Regions from separate parts of the Homo sapiens genome. Here regions 1 and 3 are each linked to region 2. Evidence: chromatin loops called from intact Hi-C (ENCODE). Cell type or tissue: IMR-90. All regions are shown on one strand. Region 1 holds the start of LOC105377469 (a long non-coding RNA gene). Region 2 overlaps LOC105377476 (a long non-coding RNA gene). Region 3 holds the start of POU4F2 (POU class 4 homeobox 2).

Region 1 (8,000 bases), 990 kb after region 2:
AAGGTAACTGGCCCCATGTGATAAAAACAGGTACAAACTTTCTTTTCTTACCTCACAAGCCTAGCTTAGTGCTGGACACTCAGCAAATGCTAACAAAGTGCCACGCATTGGTTTGAAAGGGTTCACTTCAACCTTGCCTTCTTCAGGAAGCACTTACAGAGAGCACTTTTCAGTGGGTAACAATGTGACGTCAAATGCTCAGTTTAAAACCTCCTTCCAAATAAAAGGAAATTCATCCTAGAAATGGCTAGAATGACAGAATGAAAACAGAGCAGTATCTACCTGGGCTTTAGTGCCAGGAAGTGACAGTCATTGGCTATGTGTTCAATTACATGGCCGAAGTTAATAGGTAATCAAATATTATGCAATAATAGATTAGTTGCCTTTCCTTGTTGCTAATTATCTAAAATATCTCTATATTGCATATTTAAACATAAAAATTTCCCTAAGGTGAATGATACACTATGCCATTTTTAGTGATTAAATGTGGCATTTTCTGCATCTTAATGAAACCATTATTTTTGTTCAGCTGAGTGATTTTATTAATTAAAAGAATGTCAGGAGAGTGGCAGCATGGTCATAGAGTTCTCAGAGAGTCGTAGCATTATAGAGCCATAAAGGACCTGACCAAACCCAGCCAGGGACTCTCAGTTTACCTGTAATTCTCCACCTGGAAGTCAAAAAGCTGGGTTCTGATATCATCAGTACTATGTGACCCCGGGCAAGTCATTCCAACTTTCTTTGACTGAGTTTATTCTTCAGACAAGGGATCTGTAATGCCATGATACTTTAAATTAAGCTTTTCATGTTGACATATGTTTATATATTGTTACACTAATAATGATGTGTCCCAACAAAGTATGGTTTTCTTTCTCTTTCTGACAACAAACACAGGGACTAGCTGTATTTGAATTCTCTGTTATTGGGAAAAAACATGGCTTTTCTTAATAGGCTGTAAATAACCTGAGGGTGCAGTTTGGGGTTCATAATTTTGTGTCCCCCATGGTGCCTTTAACATACTACTAGAAAGAAATAGAATTTCATTGTTGCGTGTTTCAATGTATTTCGGACCAAAGCATCCTGCTCTGAAACATCATTAAGGGAAAAAAATCCTAGCATATTGTGGGCCTCCAATGAAATGAATGTTAATTGTGTTGCCCAATACCAATTTATTAACGTTTATGAGCATACAACTGTGCGTGCACAAACACAGTTCATATATAGTTCTTGAAAAAAGCATTTGGGGTTTTCTACCACATGATGCTTTCAGTCAGTACCTCCTACCATTAATTTGTGTTCAGAGCAGTAGTTCCCAAAGCTACCCCTTCAGCAACATGTATGTTGACATGGATGTTGAAATGGATGATGTAAATACAGCCATTCAGAATAATCTGGAATCCTATTTTATGATTTGGAATGCCCAGAATGTCCAAGACATGACATACTTACAATTTCTCAGAAAAGTCACACCTGAAAAAGGTAAACACTCAACATAGACACTTAGACTTTCCAGGCATCTTAGCTACAAGACCAATGGTGTCAGTATCTTGAGTTCTGTGTTCTATAGGAGCTTTTTTTTTTTTTTTTTGAGATGGAGTTTTGCTCTGTTGCCCAGGCTGGAGTGCAGTGGCAAGATCTCGGCTCACTGCAACCTCTGCCTCTTGGGTTCAAGCGATTCTTCTGCCTCAGCCTCCCGAGTAGCTGGGACTACAGGTGCTCACCACCATGCCAAGCTAATTTTTGTATTTTTAGTAGAGATGGGGTTTCACCATGCTGGCCAGGTTGGTCTCAAACTCCTGGCCTTGTGATCCACCCACCTCGGCCTCCAAAGTGCTGGGATTACAGGAATGAGCCACCATGCCGGGCCCACAGGTCCACCCACTACTCCAGGAGTGTGTCGCTTCCTGCACTGGTGACAACACAGGGAGCCCATGATGTGCAAGTTTCACAACACATGTGGTTCGTTTTCCTCCCCTAATGACTCAAGAAGAGAGTTTTAGAATTCAGGCTGAGTCTCAGTAATTCAATTGTAGAAAAAGCAGGCAAAGCTGTAGCTCTGTCTTAATTAGTTTCATATGTGAATGTATTAATTGTTTCATTAGGAAATGTATTAGGTAAATTGAATGTGAATGTGGTGGATAAGGACACAAAAGAAATCCCTTGAAGGTTCATGATTGTTCCATGTGTAGGCCCGGGAGCATCTTCATTAAGGCAGGCAGTTTTGGGCCACCCGATCATGACCATGGATCTACGTGCTGGAACTTGAAAGTATGTCCACGCTCAAGATTTCTGTCTCTTCTAAAGCAAGAAAGGACTGGTTTTGCATGCCCTGCCTATGCACATCTTTATGAAAATGTAACCTTTTCACTCACTTTCTGAACTCCACAAAAGAGTCAGCTTTCTCCTGTTGGTGATGAAACCAGCTGTTGAAATACTTCAATTGGGTTGCAGTTGCTTCTCCTGTGAGCTGCATGGCCATCTCTTCTTTTGTTTCAAAAACTTGGCTGGCACTTTCAGCAGCCACTGTGAAGTTGGTAAATATCTAAATGACTTCTTCATTTTCTGACCCTTGAACAGAGAAGTAGAAGATTTTCTGTGTTCATAACTAGCATGTCTGGATTGTGTAATTTCATCTTTGCAAATATATCACCAATTCAAGGAACAGCTTTAGCTTGTTTGGTTTTTGAATAGTGTTGACCATTATTTCCTAAAGAAAAATCACCCAAGCCTTCCCTGAAATGTTAGTATTGTGCTAACTGAGGCATTGGCTAAAAAAGAAGTGTGTGTATGGAGTAGGGGGTGGGTGTGGATGGAGACAGGGTAGGAGGGGTTCCCTGCTTTTATAAATCCGGCAAGCCTGCCTTTGACAGTCTTTCATGTTGGCTTTATTCTTCCCTTTGGGAATTTTCCGAAGTCACTTTTGGCCTTTGTTTATTTTAAAGGAAGTAGAGAAACAGCCACAAGAGGAGGAGAGGAATATAGTTGCCTACAAATCGACTAATGTGTTTTTTCTCTCTCTATGTTACACAACAGATATATAACAGCGCTTCCCCTGCATTGAATGGTAGAGATCAGAGTTTCTAAATTCCAAAAAAAAAAAAAAAAAAAAAAAGTCAAAACTGGTACATTTTAGAGATGAGGAATAAGCATAGGTGGGAAAATGTCTGCAGGCATAGGCAGCCTTGGGCAGGTCTGATCTGACCCATTCTAATCAGTTATTGGGAAGAGAGTAATTATTAAGGCAGGGGAGGTGACAGTCACCTCCACCCCCAAATCCTGGGGGCGCCATGTAGCCCAGGCCATCCTAAATGGTAGGTCACTGACTTTCAAGAACGCCTGGGTAAAGCACATTACAAGAAGTGCCATCCTCTTTGAGCAATACATATGCTATAGCTGGGCTGTGTGCCAGGCCAAGGGGACCTGCCTGTTGGTGGTGAGGATGCTTTCCATGAGGGGGTTGTGTGGACTAGCGCCCTGGAGGAGGCAGCCCCCCTGATTTTCAGCGTGAGAGAAAGATAATCCTAATCCCATCAGTGGCCCTCACTTGTAGTGCTATATGAGCCAGGCCCTGTGTTGAATTTTTCACATTGATTATTTTTAATGATCCTTAAACATAGAGAACTATTATTATTCTCTTGAGAAAATTGAGGCCCAGGGAGATAAAGCCACTTACTCAGGGTGCATGATGAGGTGGCAGAGTAAAACTCAATTCCATGTTTTTCTCACCAGAAGACCCTTGCTCTTATCCCCCACATCTTATGTTTGTTGACACCACTTGTGGTTGGTACCTGAGCTTATTCACTTCCCGTGGCCTTGTTCCTCCGTTCCTTTATTTCTCTGTTGGCTGTTTCCCTCTCTCTCTCTCTCTCTCTCTCTCTCTCTCTCTTTCTCTCTCTCTCTCTCTGTCTCTCTCTCTCTCTCTCTTTCTCTCTCTCTCTCTCTCTCTGTCTCTCTCTCTCTCTTCTTTCTTGACGGAGTCTCACTCTGTCTTCCAGACTGGAGTGCAGTGGCGCGAGCTCGGTTCACTGCAAGCTCCGCCTCACGGGTTCAAGCCATTCTCCCTCCTCAGCCTCCCGAGTAGCTGGGACCACAGGTGCCTGCCACCATGCCCGGCTAATTTTTTATATTTTTTTAGTAGAGACAGGGTTTCACCCTGTTAGCCAGGATAGTCTCCATCTCCTGACGTCGTTATCCGCCCACCTCTGCCTTCCAAAGTGCTGGGATTACAGGCTTGAGCCACCGCGCCTGGTCTGTTGCCTGTTTCTTAAATCTTCCATCCTGGGGGATGGGAGGTGGAGAGAATGAAAAGGAGCTACTGCCATCCCCACCCCCAACCCCCTCACCTCCACCCACCCCGACCGCCATTTACATTTCTATTTCATTTTCACACACATGTCCATTTAAGTCTTCATTGCCCCCAAGCAAGAATATTTCAATGTCAAGACCTGCCACAGCATAAGGACTTTGCCCACAGCACTACATTTAGAAGTGATCATGCAAATTATTCAAGTGGCCCAAAGCCTTGATTGTGTAGACAACTTCAGTGGAAAATGCTCCATTCTGATCTCAGTCCCCATCTTTCTCAATTCACTGTTGAGTCTTCACAAAGTATCCTACTCAATCATCTCTTTGACAGTCCAGATGGAACAGATAAGGGAGGAGACTCTTTTCAAGACAATTCTTAAAAATATACGCAGAATAATATGGGGAATAGGCACTCTCCTGTATTGTTCTCAAGTAGGCAGGATGGAAGGATCTCTCTAGCAATTTGATGATATATTTTAAAACTCTGAACAATATTTACGTTCTCTGATCAAATGATACTGCATGTAGAAATTTATCCTAATTCAATAATCGTAGGCATGTGCAAATATTTGCATGCACAGAAATGTTCATCATGGAATTGGATTATAATAGTGAAAAACTGGGACCGAAGTGTCAGTGATAGGCGCTTGGCTCAGTAAATGATGACTCATCCATACATTATAACATTATACAGTTATAAAAAGGGTTTCATAAGGAATTTAACGATTTAAAGAAATGATCCTGAAATATTAAGCAAATATTTCAAGAAAGTTCTGTTCATAACGGCACTCACTAGTCACATGTGGTTATTTAAATTTTAATTGATTATAATTAAATAAAATTAAATATTTAGTTTCTCAGTGACAGAAGGCACATTTCCATACTCAATAATTATATTGGACAGTGCAGATGTATAACATTTCCATTATTTGCAGAATTGTGGGCACTAAATAGAATATGATTTCATTTTTTCCAATATATGTATACACATAGAAAAATATTAGAAGAAAATATGCCAAATAATAATGATGATCTTTAGTTGGTGGGATTGGATGAGAGGTAGGCACACTTTTTCTATAAAGGGACTAATAGTATTTTGCTTTATTTTATTTTATTTATGTGTTTTGAGACAAAGTCTTGCTCTGTCACCCAAGCTGGAACACAGTAGCATGATCACAGCTCACTTCAGCCTTGACCTCCCAGGCTCAAGCAATCCTCCTCCCTCAGCCTCCCGAGTGGCTGGGAACACAGGTATGTACCACCACACCCAGCTAGTTTATTTTTATTTTTTATATTCTTTAGAAACAGGGTCTCCCTGTGTTGCCCAGGATGGTTTCAAACTCCTGGGCTCAAAAGATCCTCCCATTTCGGCCTCCCTAAGTGCTGGGATTTTAGGGATGAGCCACAGCACCCAGCCCATAGTAAGTATTTTAGACTTTGTGAGCCATGCAGTCTGTGTCACAGCTACTTCATCTGCCATTTCAGCAAGAAAGTAGCCATGGGTAGCACATAAGTGAATGGGCGTGATTGCATTCCAATAAAACCTTAAAGACAAAGATAGGTTGTGGGCTGAATTTGGCCCACACGCCATAATTTGCTGACCTTCCAGATTAGATAATTAAGAGTAAGGTTTTTTTTTTCTGTGTACTTACTTATATTTAAATTTTAAAACTAAGTAATGTGTATCCTTTATTTTTAAAATAAAACTCAGCCTTTCTAAACACCAATTAACATTCAAGCTAAGAGCCAAATTAAAAATGCAAACCTATTTACAATAGCTGCAAAAAAATGAAATACCTAGGAATATATCCAACTAAGGAGGTGAAAGATCTGTACAAGGAGAACTACAAAATACTGCTGAAAGAAATCACAGATAACACAAATAAATGGAAAAACATTCCATGCTCATGGATTGGAAGAATCAATATTATTAAAATAGTCATACTTATCAAAGCACTTTACAGATTCAATGCTATTCCTATCAATCTACCAATGTCATTTTTCACAGAACTAGAAAAAATATTTTAAAATTCATATGGAACCAAAAAGCTAAAATCACCAAAGCAATCCTAAGCAAAAAGGACAAAGTTGGAGGCATCACATTCCCAAACTTCAAACTATGCTATAAGTCTGCAGTAACCAAAACAGCATGATACTAGTACAAAAACAGACAAATAGAACAGTGGAACAGAATAGAGAACCCAAAGATAAAGCTGCATGTATACAACCATCTGATCTTTGAAAAAGTAGAGAAAAATAAGCAATGGGGAAAGGACTTTCTGTTCAATAAATGGTGATGGAATAACTGGCTAACCATATGAAGAAGAATGGAACTGGACTCTTACCTTTCACCATATACAAAAATGAACTCAAGATGGATTAAAGATTTAAATGTAAGACCTCAAATTACAAGAATCTTAGAAGAAAACCTAGGAAACACCACTCTGGACATGGGCCTTAGGGAAGAAATTTATGACTAAGTCCTCAAAAGCAATTGCAACCAACACAAAAACTGTCAAATGGGACATAATTAAAGAGCTTCTGCTCAACAATAAAAACAATCAACAGAGTAAACAGATACAGAATGGGAGAAAATATTCACAAACTGTGCATCTGACAGGGGTCTAACATCCAGAATCTACAAGGAACTTAATTCAACAAGCAAGAAACAAGTAACTCCATTAAAAAATGGGCAAAAGACATAAACAGACACTTCTCAAAAGAAGACATACAAACATATTTAAAAAATGCTCAACATCACTAATCATCAGGGAAATGCAAATCAAAACCACAAGGTTATACCATCTCACACCAGTCAGAATGGCTACTATTAAAAAGTCAAAAAACAACAGATCCTGGTGAGACTGCAGAGGAAGGGGACTGCTTATGCACTGTTGGTGGGAATGTAAGTTAGTTCACCCACTGTGGAAAGCAGTTTGGAGATTTCTCAAAGAACTTACAACAGAACTGCCATTCAACCCAGTAGTCCCATTACTGGTTATATATCCAAAAGAGAATAAATCATTCTACCAAAAGGACACACGCACTCATGTGTTCATTGCGACACTATTCATAGCAACAGAGATGAAATCAGCCTGGATATTCATCAGTGGTGGAATGGATAAAGAAAATGTGGCACATGTACACAATGAAATACTATGCAGCCATAAAAAAGAAAAAAATCATGTCCTTTGAAGCAACATGGGTGTAGCTGGAGGCCATTATCCTAAGTGAATTATTGCAGGAACAGAAAACTAAATACTGCATGTTCTCACTTACATGTGGGACCTAAATATTGGATACTCATGGACATAAAGATGGCAACAATAGACACTGGGGACTACTAGAATGGGGAGGGAGGTGGGCCAGGGTTGAAAAACTATTGGACACTATGCTCAGTATCTGGGTGACGGCATCAATTGTAGTCCAAACCTCAGCATCATGCAGTATACCCAGGTAAAACCTGCACATGTACCCGTTAATCTAAAATAAAAGCTGAAATTATAAAATAAAATAAAACTCACAGGAAAACATATATATGTGTATATACTTTATATATAATACATATATATATATAATGTGTACATATATACTTTGTATGTTTTATATCTATCTGTTTCTAGACCTGAAAGATCTGGGTGCAGATACATAGAATTTTCGCAAGGCAAAGCTGAGCTATTAAGTTACTAAAACTC
Region 2 (8,000 bases):
TATGTTGGGAGTCAGTGAATGATATGTTCCAAAAATGCTGTTAATCTGTGGCTGGGTGTGGTGGCTCACACCTGTAATCCTAGCACTTTGGGAGGCTGAGGTGGGTGGATCACCTGAGGTCAGAAGTTTGAGACTAGCCTGGCCAACATGATGAAACCCTGTCTCTACTAAAAATACAAAAATTAGCTCGGCATAGTGGCGGGTACCTGTAATCCCAGCTACTCAGGAGGCTGAGGCAGAAGAATCACTTGAACCCAGGAGGCGGAGGTTGCAGTGAGCCGAGATCACACCACTGCACTCCAGCCTGGGTGACAAGAGCGAGACTCCATCTCAAAAAAAAAAAAAAAAAGAAGCTATTTATCTACTGGGGTCAAGCTGTGGATGAGTTCTGGTTCACAGAGATTTGCAGGATTCACTGGTTCCATTCCTCTCTTTTTGAAATAATCAATTGCGTTATTGCACTATCACAGTGAAGTTTAAGTCTTTATTTTTTAATCTCCTGTACTGGCTGTGAGCATTTGATTGCTGCAGTTTGGCATTTATCTTCCCATTTTCAACAGTATCAAGCAAATGCCTTGCATATAGTAGGTGCTCAAAAAGTATTTGCAGAATAAGCATATACATGTATATATTTATACATTTGATGACCAAGCTACCAGAAGTTCAAAGAAACCTGTGTTTTTCCTTCTGCTCCACTGTCATAAATTAGAGAGTGACAAAAAGGAAGCACAATAAACTGATAAAAGAAAGAAATGCAGCTTATATCCTCATTTATAAAATGGGGATAATGATCCTACCTACCTCCAAGGGTTGTTCCAAGGATTAAATGAGCTAATTTTTCTAAGCAGTTTCTGGTACATAGAAACCATCCCCCACCACATTCCCTTGGCCATGTAATCACACAATAAACCCAATATCTAAGGCCTTACCAGCAAGGAGTTTGCAATATAAGCTGAAAGGCTGCTATAAGCCTTGTATTCTCTATCACCCTTTCTCTGGGTTATCCTTAGATATTCTCTCCTGGCAGATCTTCCTGCATGTGCACAGACTGGAACAGGAAAGCCCTACTGTATCTCCTTGGCCTCAGGCTACCCGTAAATTCTTCAAGAGGGCTAGTGGAGGCTTTCTATAAACCCATTCTCTCACACCGATCATGCGCCTTTTCATTTCCAAGGGATTAGATAGGAAATACAGATTGCCTAAATTAATCAAGAAACAAATCTTGCATAAGAATACCTTTTGTTCAGGTAAACACAGAAATAGGTCCCATTAAGTGAGAAGTAGAAGGAATAGATTACTAGTAGTAGTGACTGGGATTTCCATCTAAGAAGCTCTTTAGGGACCTCTGCTCTACTAGGGGACCCTGTTTCAATGTGTAAGAGTTACTTTGCTGCTTTTTGAAATATAATGTTATACACTCCACCTTTCAAAGACACACCATCTATTAAAGATGGCTGTCCTCAGACCAGTCTTGGAACTCTCAGAAACAAAAAAATTAAGCTAGAGTAACATTCAACTTAAGACATATCATGACCTAATTGAGATCACTTAGATGAAACCAATTATTTAAAATTAAAATGACTAAAATTACTTATAATATACCTCTTTGATTTATTCCTTTCCTTACTTGCTGATCATATGTGCACTAATATCTATGGTCAAGTGTGCATGTGCAGACATGAAAGTCTTCCTCATCCAGATGATTTGGGAGGCCAACTCCCTCACACAGCTGAGTCCTTGGAACATAGGCAGGCTCAGTCTAGGATGGCTTCTAGAGAGAATACTTGGAGCAGCAATGTGACCCCCTAAGATGTCAGAAGTGGGGAAGGGGCTGAAATCTCCCTTTCAAAGGCTCACAGCTTCCTTGGCAGCTTGAGTAATTGGAAGAAACTAGTAGCCCAGCCATAGCTTCAAAGGGTGGTATCACTGATGATTTGAGAAACTCCCGGTATTAACATCTACCTTAGAACCTTCACAAATACACAAACATGAGAGGATTTGTCATACTATTGTTAGAGTCAAATGAAACACAACCTTGTTGTCAACTGACCAATACTTTGATTTTAGAGCTAGAAACTAGCATGAAGATTAAGGGGGTCTGGTGGTAGTAGCATCTGTAGTTGGGAGAAATCCCCTCAATAATAGAATTTTTTTTACTAAATTTTTTTAATGACTGTGCAAAAACAATTTATTTTGAGAATAAAAATATCTATGAAGTTCAAAATGCATGACAATAATACAAAAGATGAGTTGGTGGTAAATGGAGTTAAACTGGTAAAATTTCCTAGCATCATCAAGGAAATGGTATAAGCAATTATTTTATTATTTATTTATTGAATTTTTTTATTTTTCCATAAGTTATTGGGGTACAGGTGGTATTTGGTTACATGAGTAAGTTCTTTAGTGGTGATTTGTGAGATTTTGGTGCACCCATCACCTGAGCAGTATACACTGCACCATATTTGTAGTCTTTTATCTCTCGCCCCCCTCCCACTCTTCCCCCCAAGTCCCCAAAGTCCACTGTATCATTCTTATGCCTTTGCAGCTTCATAGCTTAGCTCCCACATGTCAGTGAGAACGTAGATGTTTGGTTTTCCATTCCTGAGTTACTTCACTTAGAATAATAGTCTCCAATCTCATCCAGGTCACTGAAAATGCGGTTAATTCATTCCTTTTTATGGCTGCTTAGTATTCCATCATATATATATATATATATCACAGTTTCTTTATCCACTCATTGATTGATGGACATTTGGGTTGTTTCCACAATTTTCCAGTTGTGAATTGTGCTGCTATAAACATGCGTGTGCAAGTACCTTTTAAATAATGACTTCTTTTTCTCTGGGTGGATACCCAGTAGTGGGATTGTTGGATCAAATGGCAGTTCTACTTTTCGTTCTTTAAGGAATCTGCACACTGTTTTCCACAGTGGCTGTACTAGTTTACATTCCCACCAGCAGTGTAGAAGTGTTCCCTGATGTCTGCATCCACACTGACATCTACTGTTTCTTGATTCTTTGATTATGGCCATTCTTGCAAGAGTGAGGTGGTATCACACTGTGGTTTTGATTTGCATTTCCCTGATCATTAGTGATGTTGGCATTTTCCCACATGTTTGTTGGCCATTTGTATATCTTCTTTTGAGAATTGTCTATTCATGTCCTTAGCTCACTTTTTGATGAGATTGTTTGTTTTTTTCTTAGTGATTTGTTTGAGTTCGTTGTAGATTCTGGATGTTAGTCCTTTGTCAGATGTATAGATTGTGAAGATTTTCTCCCACTCTGTGGGTCGTCTGTTTACTCTGCTGACTGTTCCTTTTGCTGTGCAAAAGCTCTTTAATTAGAGCTATTTATCTTTGTTTTTATAGCATTTGCTTTTGGGTTCTTGGTCATGAAATCCTTGCCTAAGCCAATGTCTAGAAGGGTTTTTCCAATGTTACCTTCTAGAATATTTGTAGTTTCAGGTCTTAGGTTTATGAAATATATTTACATTATTTCCTGAGCTGTCTTTTCCTTCAACTTGAAACTTCTCGCAATGGTCTGATTCATTAATGTCTTCAATTGACCACTAGATGGCAACATTGTTCTTTTATGTTGCAGCTTTGACTCCCAATAAGCAAGACAGATTTAATTTTCCAACAACCAATTTTAAAAAGTAAAAATGCAAAAGCTAGTAATTTAAATACATCACTCTGTACAATGGGAACAAGGTACAGCATATTAAATTATGATTTTTCAATTCATTTACCTAAAAAGTGTACTACACAGTATTCTATTTCTGTGCATTTTTGGATAACAGACATTTGTACCTGGTGCATTTGGAGATGGTGTGGCCTCGGCTCTTCTAGTCTTTGTGGCTACAGAGAACTGCCCAGATGTTGAAATATGTTTTCATTCAAATCATTTAACATCTCTCTTGATTTTGCAACATCCTGGAGCAGTGATTTCCAAATCTGGAAGCTAAATAAATAAATAAAATTCCAGGAACCCGTCCTCAGAGATTCTGATTTAGTAGCTCTGATGTGGGCATGGGTATCTGAGTTTTTAATAGCACCTCCATCTGCTTCTGATTATCAACAAGTTTGGAAGTGGTCTTCGTGTCCTTAATTCCTTTAGCAACAGAATCCTTCAAATAATATGAATTTTAAGTCAACTTAATTTAAAATTGCCACACTTTTTTTTTTATTTTAGCAAAATGGTCTTCATTAAAAATACTCAAATATCTCAATTACTAGAAAGTTGAATTCATTGTAAAGATAGTAGGGCTTTAACAATTGTAATTAATATTCATTCACCCTGTGTGTCTGAAAGAAAGGTGATCAGACCCACGTGTGAGTTGGGATTGATGTGATGAGAAAGATGGCTCGCACATGGGTTGCCATTCCTGTGTGTTTCTCAGAATGGGGATCCTTGCACTGGGGAGGGGTGGATTTCTGCAGGAATAATTTCAGACATTGCAGAAGGATGTGTCTCTATTGTTATTCTGTTAAATACTAGGATGTATAACATAAAATGTCATTATCATTTCGGATAATTTTGAGGGTCCCATCAGCTATGTGAAGTAGTATTTTTCTTTGTCATTTCCCATTTTCCCTCTTCTCTTTTTCTCCCTGTCACTTTCTCTTTCTCTGTGTCTGTCTCTCTCCCTTTCTCTCTCTGTCTATATATATATACACACACACACATATATACACATATGTGTTTATATACGTATATACACGCATATATACACTTATGTGTATATACACATAAGTGTATATGTATGTATATGCACTTATGTGTATATACACATATGTGTATATGTATCTATATACACATATGTGTATATACACATGTGTATATGTATGTATATACACATGTGTATATACACATGTGTATATGTATGTATATATGTGTATATGTGTGTGCATGCACTTGTGTGTATGTACACACACGTGTGTATGTGTGTGCATGCACTTGTGTGTATGTACACACGTGTGTATGTGTGTGCATGCACTTGTGTGTATGTACACACGTGTGTATGTGTGTACATACACTTGTGTGTATGTACACGTGTGTATGTGTGTACATACACTTGTGTGTATGTACACACATGTGTATGTGTGTATATACACGTATATATACATATGTGTATATGTGTGTATATACACGTATATATACATATGTGTATATGTGTGTATATACACGTATATATACGTGTATATGTGTGTATATACACGTATATATACGTGTATATGTGTATATGTGTGTATATATACACGTATATATATACGTGTATATGTGTGTATATATACACGTATATATATACGTGTATATGTGTGTATATATACACGTATATATATACGTGTATATGTGTGTATATATACACGTATATATATACGTGTATATGTGTGTATATACGTGTATATGTGTGTATATACACGTATATATACATATATACGTGTATATGTGTGTATATACACGTATATACACACATATACACGTATGTACACACATATACAGATATATATATCTAAATAAATATATATTTCTGTCATTATTTGTTCTGGATCATTATTAACTCTTTGGTTTAAGGTGATAGCTTTAGACCAATTAATCACTGTTCAAATATTATTTGCCTTGGCTCATTTGAATTAAGTGACCTCATTAGTTTTTTTTCTTTCTCTAATATTATATTTTTGTATTTAAAAATGATATGAAAATATAACGAAGACTAGTATTACAAAATAGCACTATCCTTTTCTGGTGTTAATTCATGAATGTGTATAAAGGCCCTCATAATGATAATTAAAGAGAATGGTGCTTTCTTGAATGGGTTTACAGTTAAGCTACACATAATGTTTAAACATTAAAAGCCAGTTTTATTCTCATAGAAAAAGAGTACCAGAATACCATAGCATGACTCTCCGGTTTAAAAGAGTCAAGTCTACTGATCTCCAAACTATACTTACACAGATTTTTGTTGCTAGAAGTTAAGAGTCTGGGAAAATTACTGCTTTGTCACATTCTCTTGCCTTCTTTCTTCTTGTTTCTCTAGTTTTTTAAATAAATCCTTGACTTTAAAGACAAGGAGCTTCTTATAAATTTTCTAGTTCACAAAAACCACTTCTAATTTTTAAAAGACAATTTCAAAAAAGCATGGTTAGAAAATGGAGCATGTATTGAAATGTACATTGACTTCTGAGTCAGATACACAACTTAGAGAAATTCTGTCTGGGCGGCTGCTTGATTTTCCTGTCATAGTTGGAGTCCACACTTACCACTCCCTGCATTCCAGTGATGGTCCTTGGCCATAGGAGAAGAGTAAACACAACATTCTATTTACAAGTTTTCATTTAGAGGTAGAAGTCTCTGAACCTGCCCTTGACAGCTCCCACTGAGCTGGACCAGCAGAGGGACCTGAAGCTCCGCTCATGCACCTGGGGTCAGGGATAGAAATTTGTGTGTCCAAATAAACATTTATTTTCTTAGAATTTTATTGCCTGTTTCTCCCCTTTAAAAAATGCAAGAGAATTATCTGCAGGAAAACATTCAGATTTAGATCAAAACAGAAAAATGAAGCAATGCTCTCTAGTGAGAGGGCTAAACCATACTTCTTCCCTCCTGAAAAATTGTCAGTGATTTTGATTAGCAGGAATCATTGACACTACAAATCAACCCTGTTTTAATTTTTAAAAGACACTTGAGGTGTGTTTCACAGCACATTGTGTCTGTGCAAACTAAAAAATTAAAATAAAGTAAAATTTAAAAATATTTTAAGCCCAAAAAGCAGGAAAGGGAGTACCCCTAAATTTAGAAGATGCCAGATCTTAAATACTAGAAAACCCTGTCCTGGTTTCCAAATGTTTACCCTTCTGCAAGGCTGGCCCACAGAGTACCTTCTCTCTTCAAAAGAAAATCCTGGCACCTAGAAGATTGGGCTGACAGTGAGTATTAAAATGACTTGTTTAATGAGCAGCGTGATTGAACAGGGTAGGGAATGCTGGGGAGTTTTCTCGCAAGGACTAGGTTTGGTGTTTATATTTTGTTATGTTGTGTGCTTCCACTGTCCCTTATTTTGACAAGCTATCGAAAAGTTTAAGATGAAGATGGGCAATTTAAAAAAAAAACTGATTGCTAAAAAGAACTGGTGCCTCTTCTTACCCGTCTCTAATGGAATATAGGCTGTACCACTTAAGTGAGAGAGTACTTGGCATTAATACAGCACCAAAGATTCTTGAGGTCTGTATAGTACTAATGAGCAGGGGCTGTGATAGATGTTTTATTTTTTTAAAGCATTAGGCTACCCTCCACTAAGTAAAGGCTATTTACTAAATGGTAGGCAAATTGCCGATTCTTAGGACTGGAAGGAACTGTCCTCCAGAAATCATTAACTGCATTCCACGCTTCTTCCAGGTTGGACTACATTTACAATGTTTGTGTCCTGCACTCTCTAAGATGATATTGTCTACTCTAATCTTTACTTCCTGATAGACTGGACAAATTCTGCCCCTCACCACCCAGATGATTCCATTGTTTAGGAATCTAACCTCAATTTCCCTTCCTAAATTTAAGATTATTACTTTTTTTTCTTACTAGAAAAATGGAGAACTTTTCTTTTCTTTGCCAGGACAGATATACTGACTTCTTTATGTTTTATGTTTGTCATTTTGCCTCTAAAGTTTGGACTTATTTCTCAAGGAGTTCAATCTTCTCTTTTCTGTCATTTCAAACTTTTCACCATTTCCATTTTTTTCAGGGAACAGGAAATTAAATAACTAGTAAATGTTGAATCAAAAGAAACTCAGGATGTAATATCAAAAACCATACATAGAAATATCATATAAATCTAGTATCATAAAATTTTAAATTTCATGGCTGACTAGTAGGAAGAATGTAAGTGGACAGCTTTATTCTCTTCTACTTCATAGAATTGGGCTCATCAATTTACAAAATGTCCTAGAAGCAAATAAGTGGGTGGTAAATATTCTAAAGATTCTAGCATTTATTCTTTTAAACTAA
Region 3 (8,000 bases), 460 kb after region 2:
ATTTACTGGAATTGTTTCTAGTCGCCAAAAGTGAAAAGAGGCAGAAGAGAGGAGAGAAAAGAGCGGACGAGGAAAGGGGCGTCTCTGGAGAGGCCAAGAGTCTTCTAAATGCCGGCGGAATATTTCATTCTTTTCTGTTTCTGCCTCTGGTTGCAGAACCAGACGCGCACCACGTTTTTCTTCAGGTCCAGCTTCTCCGCGATGGCGGCGATCTTTTCAGAGGAGGGCCGAGGCTGAATGGCAAAGTAGGCTTCGAGCGAGCGCTTCTCTGGCGCAGCGATGGACGTGCGCTTGCGCTTCTTCTCCGCGCCATTGAAGAGTTCAGGCTTGGTGAGCTTCTCGCGGTGGGACTTCTCGGCCTCCTCGAGCCATGCCTGCAGGATGGGTTTGAGCGCGATCATATTATTGTGGGACAGTGTGAGGGACTCGAACCTGCAGATGGTGCTCTGGCTAAGCGAGCCCACGCCGGGGATCTTGAGGTTGGCCAGCGCGGAGCCCACATCTGCCTGGGTCACCCCCAGCTTGATGCGTCGCTGCTTGAAGCGCTCGGCGAATGCCTCCAGGTCCCGCGGGTCGGCGTCCACGTCGCTCATGCAGCCCATGTGCGACGGCAGCCCGTGCGCGTGGGCCATGCTGAGCGCTGCTTGGTGCATGGGGTTCATGGTGGCCATGTGCGGCGCGTGAGCCGGCGTGGACACCACAGCGCCGTCGGGGCCCGCCATAGCGCCCAGGGCCAGCCCGGGACTCAGGTGCTCCAGCAGCTCGCCCTCCAGCGCCTGGTGCGGTTGGTGGTGGTGGTGGTGGTGATGGTGGTGGTGGTGGTGCGTGCCCGCCAACGCGGAAGGGTGCGAGATGGGCACCGATGAAGAAGAGGCGGCCGACGTGCACGGGATGGTATTCATAGTGTGGTAGGTGGCGTCCGGTTTGAAGGGGCTGTGGTGGGGTGGATGGTGGTGGTGGCTCTTGCTCTGGGAGACGATGTCCACGGCTGCCAGAGCCTCGGCGCGGGCCAGCAGACTCTCATCCAGCCCGCCGAATATATTGCTCTGCAATTGTAAGTAGAAGGCACACATTACGCTCAGCAGGGAATTGTACGCCCTCTCTCCGGAAGCCCCGGCCCAGGGCTCGACACCGTCGCCGCGCCTACAACATTCCCAGATCGTTAAAATAATAATAATAATAATCCTGAAAACAGAGGTGAAGAGAAAAAGAGGGAAGCCACAGAAAGAAGCCGAGAGTGCAGGAGGAGGAGGAAAGTGAGCCTGTAGACACAACGAAACACAACACAACACGCGCACAGGCAACATCCCAGGTCATAAAAATTAATATGAAAGGCAAGACCTGCTGAATACTTAAGAGAGAGAGAGGGGAAAATTGGTTGGAGGTGTGGGGTGATTTGCTGTGCAGACATGAAAAAAACATCAAGCAGATAAAGGGGGCTGTCAAAATGTGCCTTTAAGCGGTGATTATGCAGAAATACGCACCGGTGGGGTTGGAAGACAGGCTCTCCGCATAGCCTCCGAGCCCCCGCCGCCGCTGCTGCCACTGCTGCTGGAGCTGCTGCTTCGGCCTCCGCCGCCGCCGCCGCCGCCGCCGCCGCCGCCGCCACCACCAGCGTTGCTCGAGCTGCTGGGGGAGCTGGCCGAGGGCGCGATGGGAGCCGAGGAGCCCGGCGAGGTGCTGTGCAGTGCCGAGTACTTGGGCTCCACGTGCAGGCTGCCGCCGTGCGGCATGCTAAACGCCTGCTTGCTGTTCAGGGACATCATCATCATCTTCCCGCCCGCCGGGGCGCTGGTCCGTAGAGGCACTCACTGGTCCCGGCTGCCGGGACCCTCCGAGAAGTGCCGGGCCAGCCGGGGCTGGAGCTGGGAAGGGCTGTGCGAAGTTGAGCTCACCCGCCGCCGCCTCCGGACTCTGTACGCCTGATCTCGGCTACGCGCTCCTTCGCCGCCTCTGCTGTCAGTCTGAACGGATGCCTGACTCCGCTTGCCGCTAGCTGCAGACCTCGGCACCCGAAACTGCCCCCGCTCCTCGCGGCCGGCGAGTTATACTCCCCTCTCCCCGCGCCTACCCCCGCGCCCCCCGCCCTCCCTCTCTCCCTCTCTCCCGCGCGCCTCCGCCCTCCCTTGCCAGGAAACGCCGGCTCCTGTTCGGTTTCTCGCGTTGCCCCTTCTTCCTCTCTACTCCCCTCAGGCTTGAGTCCTTTCTGCTCTCTCAGCACTCGCCTCGCGCTCCCCCACCGCGCCCTCCGCCGCCTCTTTTCTGCCCCCGCCCGTGCTCTGTTGCCGCCGCCCCTTCGCAGCGTCCCGCGGCTGCTACTCACAATCGCGCCCCCACTCAACCCCACCCAAATGGCCAGGTCCGCGCTCCAGTCGCCGGGCAGTGCCTACCTAAGGACCAGCCTCCAGCCCCTCCCGCTTCTTCTGCCGGGTCTCTGTCTCACCGGAAAAAGAAACTCCCAAATAAAGTTGCGGCCCAAGCCAGCGTTGGGTAGGTAAGAGTGCCTCTTACCTGGCTGCCACCTCCTACGCCTCCTGCTTACCACTAAGTTCCAGGCTTCCAACCCCACTCGGCCCGCCCCCACCCCGTCAGCTCAGGTGACCCTGATCCCAGGTTCCCGGCCACCGCTGAGAACACAGACGTTGCGGCCAACCCGGGTTCTGCGCGCGGCTCTGAACTCCCAGCCCAATACGAGCGGAGGTCGGCGTTCGGCTACGAGCCCCCCACGGCCCGGCGGGTGCCTGGTGCCAAAGAGACATGGGGTCGGAGGGGCTGCAGGGCTTTCTCTCACTCGATTTCTCGCAGCTCTCAGCGGATTGGACAGCCGCGGAGCAGGCTCGGGTCGTCTGTGCGCATGCGACTCCTCCCCCTCCCCGCTGTCCCCACCCCTCCCACAACACACACACACATACACACAGGCACACACACACGCTCCTCTTGCCCCCCTTTTCTCTTCCTCCTCCTCCCTGTATCCAGTACAGTTCGAGTTGAGTCTTGGAAGGATCCACTGGCAAACCCTGCCCCTGGATTTATTATTCTTCATTAGCCACAATCAAAGGAAGAAGGGGCAACTGACAGGGAGAGGGAAGGTCAGAAATTACACAGCGCATATGCTGCTGAATACACCCCACAACACAGACACACACACACACACCCTCGGGGGCTGGCACAAACCTCACTTATCTTCATTTCCACAGCCTCTCGGTGCGGAGCCTATTTTTAGCTGACACTTCACTCCCACTTCTGTCCCAGTCCCAGTGCAGACCACTTTTCCTAGAGATGGACACACACTCTTGGTTCCAGTTGCAAAAGGAGATAATCTCTTTCTATCTATCTCTCTCTCTCTGTCACACACACACACACACACACACACACACACACACACTACTTCCTCTCCTTCTGGATCCCATTTTCTCTATACTTCCCGCGGTGTTGGGGGCTGCTGTCACCTCCCTAGAGAGCGGAAGGAGCAGGGTGCAGGCGAGGGTGAGAAGGCCCCGGGACCCCGACGCAGGAACCCGCGGGTGGCCCAATCCGGACGGGGGTTGACCGGGAGCAGGTGCAGGCACTGGGCGCCTGGGGAAGGCGAGCAGGTGCGAGAGCAGGCGGCAGGCCTGAGAGGCGCTGGCGCGCGCTGGGACAAAAACAGAGTGGGAAGGAGAGTGGAAAAGGGGAACCCTCGGGTGGTCAGCTCCCGGAAGCGGCGGTGGAGAGTAGGGGACCGCCTGTCCACCCCTGACCTCAGCCGGGCGGAATAGCGGTTTCAAGATGGGACCGCTGTCCTCAGGAGCCGCCAGAGTGCTGGGGAAGGCGGCAGCAACGAGCGCGCGACGGGCTCTGTCCATGGTCCTTAACCCCCTTCTGCTTTCCCTGGATCCTCTCGGGCTTCCCTTTCTCTTCCCCTGTGTGGAGGAAAATAATAAATAGTAGCCGAAGGGAACTCCTAGCAGCAGTGTTGCCGGGTGTGAGCTCAGCGAAACCTGGACATGGGGTAGGGAAAGGGGAGTGTTCACGTGAATGAATGTGGCTTGTGCCGGACGGTTCAAGTAAGTGCTTAGGTGTTTAATTTCTACCTCAACAACAGCCAGAGTAATTTTCAAGGAAACAAAAAAAAAATGACATTGTACAGCTCTGTCTCAAGCTTCAAGAAATGAAATAAATCAAAGTTAAAAGCTTGAGTATCATTTAATTATAGTGCGAATAGCGCTTTGAAAGAAGTAGAACAACATCTCTAAACAAATTATGACTGGGCCAGGAAGGAATTATTAGATTGAAATTTCATTTAGGCTCGGGAGACACCGCGCTTCACTGTGTAATCTGCTATGCCTCATCTGATTTGTATGCTTAATTCAGCTTGACGAATTTATTAGTTTTCATAATAGTGAAAAAATTGAGCAGTACTATGAGCTAATGCATTGTGTGTACTATAAATTGTATGTCATCGTGGAAAGGCTGAAGTCTATAGAAATCTTTTATTAATGTCGGTATAGGAGGGAGGATTTCCTGCAAGCCGTGAAGAGGTTCATGCCAAACTCTATCGGCACTATGTCTCACTGGTCCATTAACATATCGTCATACTAATTAGACTACTTCATCAGTGATATAATTTCAAACTTCAAATTATGTTCTAATTAACAAGGGTTGTCCAATTTGCTTAATCTTCAAAAGGCTTTGGATGGTCTAATTAGTATTAACTGTTGAGCATCTTTAAAGCCTAATAAAAAAATCCATAAAAATATTTTGGGTGTATTTTCTATCCGTACTGGGTAAAGGCCAAAGGGCCAAAGTGAGAGTGAAGATGGAAAATAACCGGAAGACAAATGTCCTCTTCTTTCTAATTCCCCCAGATTATTATAGCAAGTTAATCACATGAGAAACTTTTGGGTATTGCCACTCCTAAATAGTGTGTTTATGTGTTTAAATAAAGGCACAAGAATATCAAGGAGAAAAGCCACATGGGGAAAAAATTCTTCTCTTTCATTAGGTGCCTAATTAGATGTAAAGTAAAAAGTAACCCTGAGGAGTTTCCCGAGCATTATTGTGGCAACAGTCTGCTGAACTTGAATTGAAAATCAAATATTTGGGGTGTTTTGAACCTCCCTCTGTCCCCTCCCCCTTCATTGAGCTTAATTACTTGCAATAGTTGTTTTAATGTATGTTGTCACCTGGGAGTATTGAGAAATGCATATCGTTAATATGAATTAATCTTGATTTTAATAGTAACTGACAACTGATCTCCAAAATGCTAAACACTTGTCACCACTTCATATGGTAAATACGGTACTATAATAAATTCATGAAATAGAGAGGGACACTGTTGAAATGACTGGACAAACTTTGTTTGATATGGAATTTATTGACCAAAACTATTTTAAGCAAGAAAACTCCCATGAGAATATTTTCCTGATAACTGAAATTCATATATCATCAAAAAAAATTTAACATAACTTTTTTATCTCTCTGATATTTCTCAGTGATATCCCTAATTCCAGACAAGAAAAAAAGGAAGGCTGTGTTTTCAAATTATCAATTTGAAGTAAATTAATGTGGTTGTAGAGCAATTCAAGAGTTTATTTACCTGTATTTCCTTCCTCCTAGAAAACACATACATTTTTAAAAAGTCAAGTCATAGAGTTAGGCTTCTCCATTCCCCACTCAAAGTGAAAAATGAATAGTGATTGTGTTGCATTAGAGGGAAAAAGCAATTGTTCCTTCATCAACCAGGACTTGAAATCTTGCAGTCTCTCCTTTCAGGAGTGTCCAGAATACCAACATCGTTGCGGTGATATCAACAAAACCCATTTCGGTTTTGCCCACAGGCATTGCTGCAAAGTGCTCCAGCGAGTGTGGAAGCCTCTCTCCAAGGAAGAAAACCTCCAGCCCCGCAGTTATCAGGAGCCATCTAAACAATTAGAAAGTTGGCAATAAACCCAAGGGGTGGAGGCAAATGACCCAAAATTTGAAACCTGCTTCCTACGACCTCAACATACCTATGCCCAAGCCGCTATTCACACTTGTGCATCTACACACCTACAGACCTACCTAGCAAAAAGAAAATAAACATTTTATTTTTTAAGCAGCAAGATGGAAAATGGATCAACTCTGTGACTTCAGGAGGCGCTCCTTTCTTCTCGCCAAGCCTCTTTGTTTGACAATAGCTTCTGTCCAGTCCTCTGGCAGATGCAGACAGATGTGAGCAGCCCCCCTCACTATCCCCCACCCCTGGGTGAGGAGGAGTAGCTGGAGATTCCCCTCAGGCTTCTGGGCAAAGGGTCCCCGCAGTAGGCGTCCCCCACCCGAAAATCAGCCCGCCCCTGAAGCAATCCCAAGGGGAGAAATCTCTGTCTCCTCCTTGTATCTGGGTCCTAATTTACTATTAAAATTTTAAGTAGTGCATTCATATTTTACCGGACCTAATGTCTTTTATTAAATTTTAATCTATTAAGGGCAGGGTGATTTCTTTGTATTTCAAACAGAATTGAATTGGACTACAAGGAGGATTTCTGAAAAGACAGATCTGGCCCTATTCGCTCACCATTTCGATCTCAGGGAGAGAGTGATTGGTGGAAGAAAGAGGGAAAGGAGGGATTCCCCCATCTGTTTTTGTACGGATTTCAAAATCAGCCAATCTGCTTCAGATTCTGAATAGAAGATGAACACCCTGAGCTCTCTCTGGACTCGTGGCTTGAGACAGAAGAGTTTGGGTGGCGGGGTGGCATAGATTAAACTCTTCCGTGGCCTCTACTGTTACAGGGAGGAAAAAGAAGACACAAGAGGGATTATTCCTGAAACAAACTTCTGGAAGCTCCCAGGGATGTAGTTGCAGAGCAAAGTTCAGGTGAAGGAGGGCGCTTGGGGGCTTGAGTATTGAGATAGGGGTTTATGTTTGAGGAATGATGGGTGGGTTTTGTTCAAACATCTTTTCTCTTCTGAGTATGTCAACTACTATCCTGTCACTGGCTCCCCTTGAGCCCCAAGCTCCCCTCTCCTGCTTTAAATGAGTCGCTCTCTCGCCCAGAGATTCCAGGCACCCCATATGCCCGAGGGTAACCGCCTCCTTTCAGTGCCTTTCCGGCTCTCACTCCTAACCTTCCAATGCAAGTAGTCAGCGAGTGTCACCAGAAATCTCTGCATCCAGTAGTTCCCAGGCCCTTCTAGAAAGAAATACAGACTCACAACCTCTTTCGCTCCCATCAAAACCAAGTAGAATTCACGGAGGAAGAGGGGACAAAAGCAAAGGCTATCAGCACTCCAGAAAGCATACTCTGGAGGTTGGGAGAGACTTGGCCAAGACTAGTGGCCTGTAGTCGCAGAGCAAGCCACGTGGGGCTCTCTCTAGGTAATTCTGACCAGAGGAAAGCAGCCCGGCAGAGGACAAGACAATGAAGGGAGACAAGGCAGAAGAGAAAGCAACGGTTCCCCTTTTCCCGGTGGAGGAAAGAAAGCAGAGCTCAGTTTCAAGGAAAGTAGACTGGGAGGAGGGGGACGCAGGACGCAGCCAGCCCAGGTTGGCTGGATGCCTTAGAGGCTCCTAGACGCCCTCTCAATTCCGTCTGGTGGGTTTGCTAAGGCTGATTGTGACCAGGAACTCACATTCAGGGACAGCTGATTGGACCCACTGGCATCGACTAACCTTTGAAGCAAACACAACAGGCTCCAGGAAACTAAAATCTGCCCTGGGGAAGGACTCAACTCCTCAGCACCTAATTCTGCACTCTTCCAGAGCGCAGGGGCTCAAATTCACACATCTGTGCAGACATACACACACATGCACACACACACGCGCGCGCGCGCTGACACACGCAGGCACACAGACACACACGTGCTGACACTAACGCACACCCATTCAGAGGCGCACACGTTTATGTTTCTCCCCTCTTCTTCCCGCGCACCACTTGGGGGAGGGGGGCAGACCTCTGCGTTCTGTTCAGAAGCAGGCTCCCTGGTGTCTACTTGTCCCAACGAACTATTATTTTTCATCGCAGTGAACTTCCTTGGTC

What was found. A loop is a pair of places that touch in the nucleus more often than their neighbours do. Peaks named below come from ENCODE experiments on the same cell type or tissue, not always from the same donor. Only the 100,000 strongest peaks of a DNase experiment are listed, where the experiment ranks them.
Region 1: a loop joins it to region 2, with 4 times the contacts of the local background. A loop is called at or near these places in 10 of 110 quality-filtered maps.
Region 3: it touches region 2 in a loop (9-fold over the local background); 2 of 110 quality-filtered maps call a loop at or near these places.

What each region holds. Positions count from the first base shown.
Region 1 is chr4:146,100,132-146,108,131 of GRCh38, reverse strand. LOC105377469 (a long non-coding RNA gene) reads right to left here and starts at 2,455. Exons shown (of 3, transcript XR_939294.1): 1 at 2,373-2,455; 2 at 52-247. RefSeq lists an enhancer at 1,842-1,891. In IMR-90, no CTCF peak of the experiment used is centred here; no DNase peak of the experiment used is centred here.
Region 2 is chr4:147,092,780-147,100,779 of GRCh38, reverse strand. It overlaps LOC105377476 (a long non-coding RNA gene), which reads right to left. Exons shown (of 3, transcript XR_939316.3): 3 at 3,481-3,959. Among named protein-coding and RNA genes, the nearest start is that of TTC29, 150 kb to the right of the region's middle. In IMR-90, a CTCF peak has its summit at 3,575 (motif pointing right); a DNase peak (open chromatin) is centred at 3,569.
Region 3 is chr4:146,632,913-146,640,912 of GRCh38, reverse strand. It overlaps POU4F2 (POU class 4 homeobox 2), which reads right to left and starts at 2,020. Exons shown (of 2, transcript NM_004575.3): 1 at 1,485-2,020; 2 at 1-1,046. The coding sequence starts at 1,772. The coding sequence ends at 105. RefSeq lists enhancers at 1,340-1,921, 1,922-2,502, 2,503-3,084, 3,085-3,666, 7,312-7,812. In IMR-90, a CTCF peak has its summit at 3,798; a DNase peak (open chromatin) is centred at 3,842; H3K27me3 peaks cover 4,915 bases.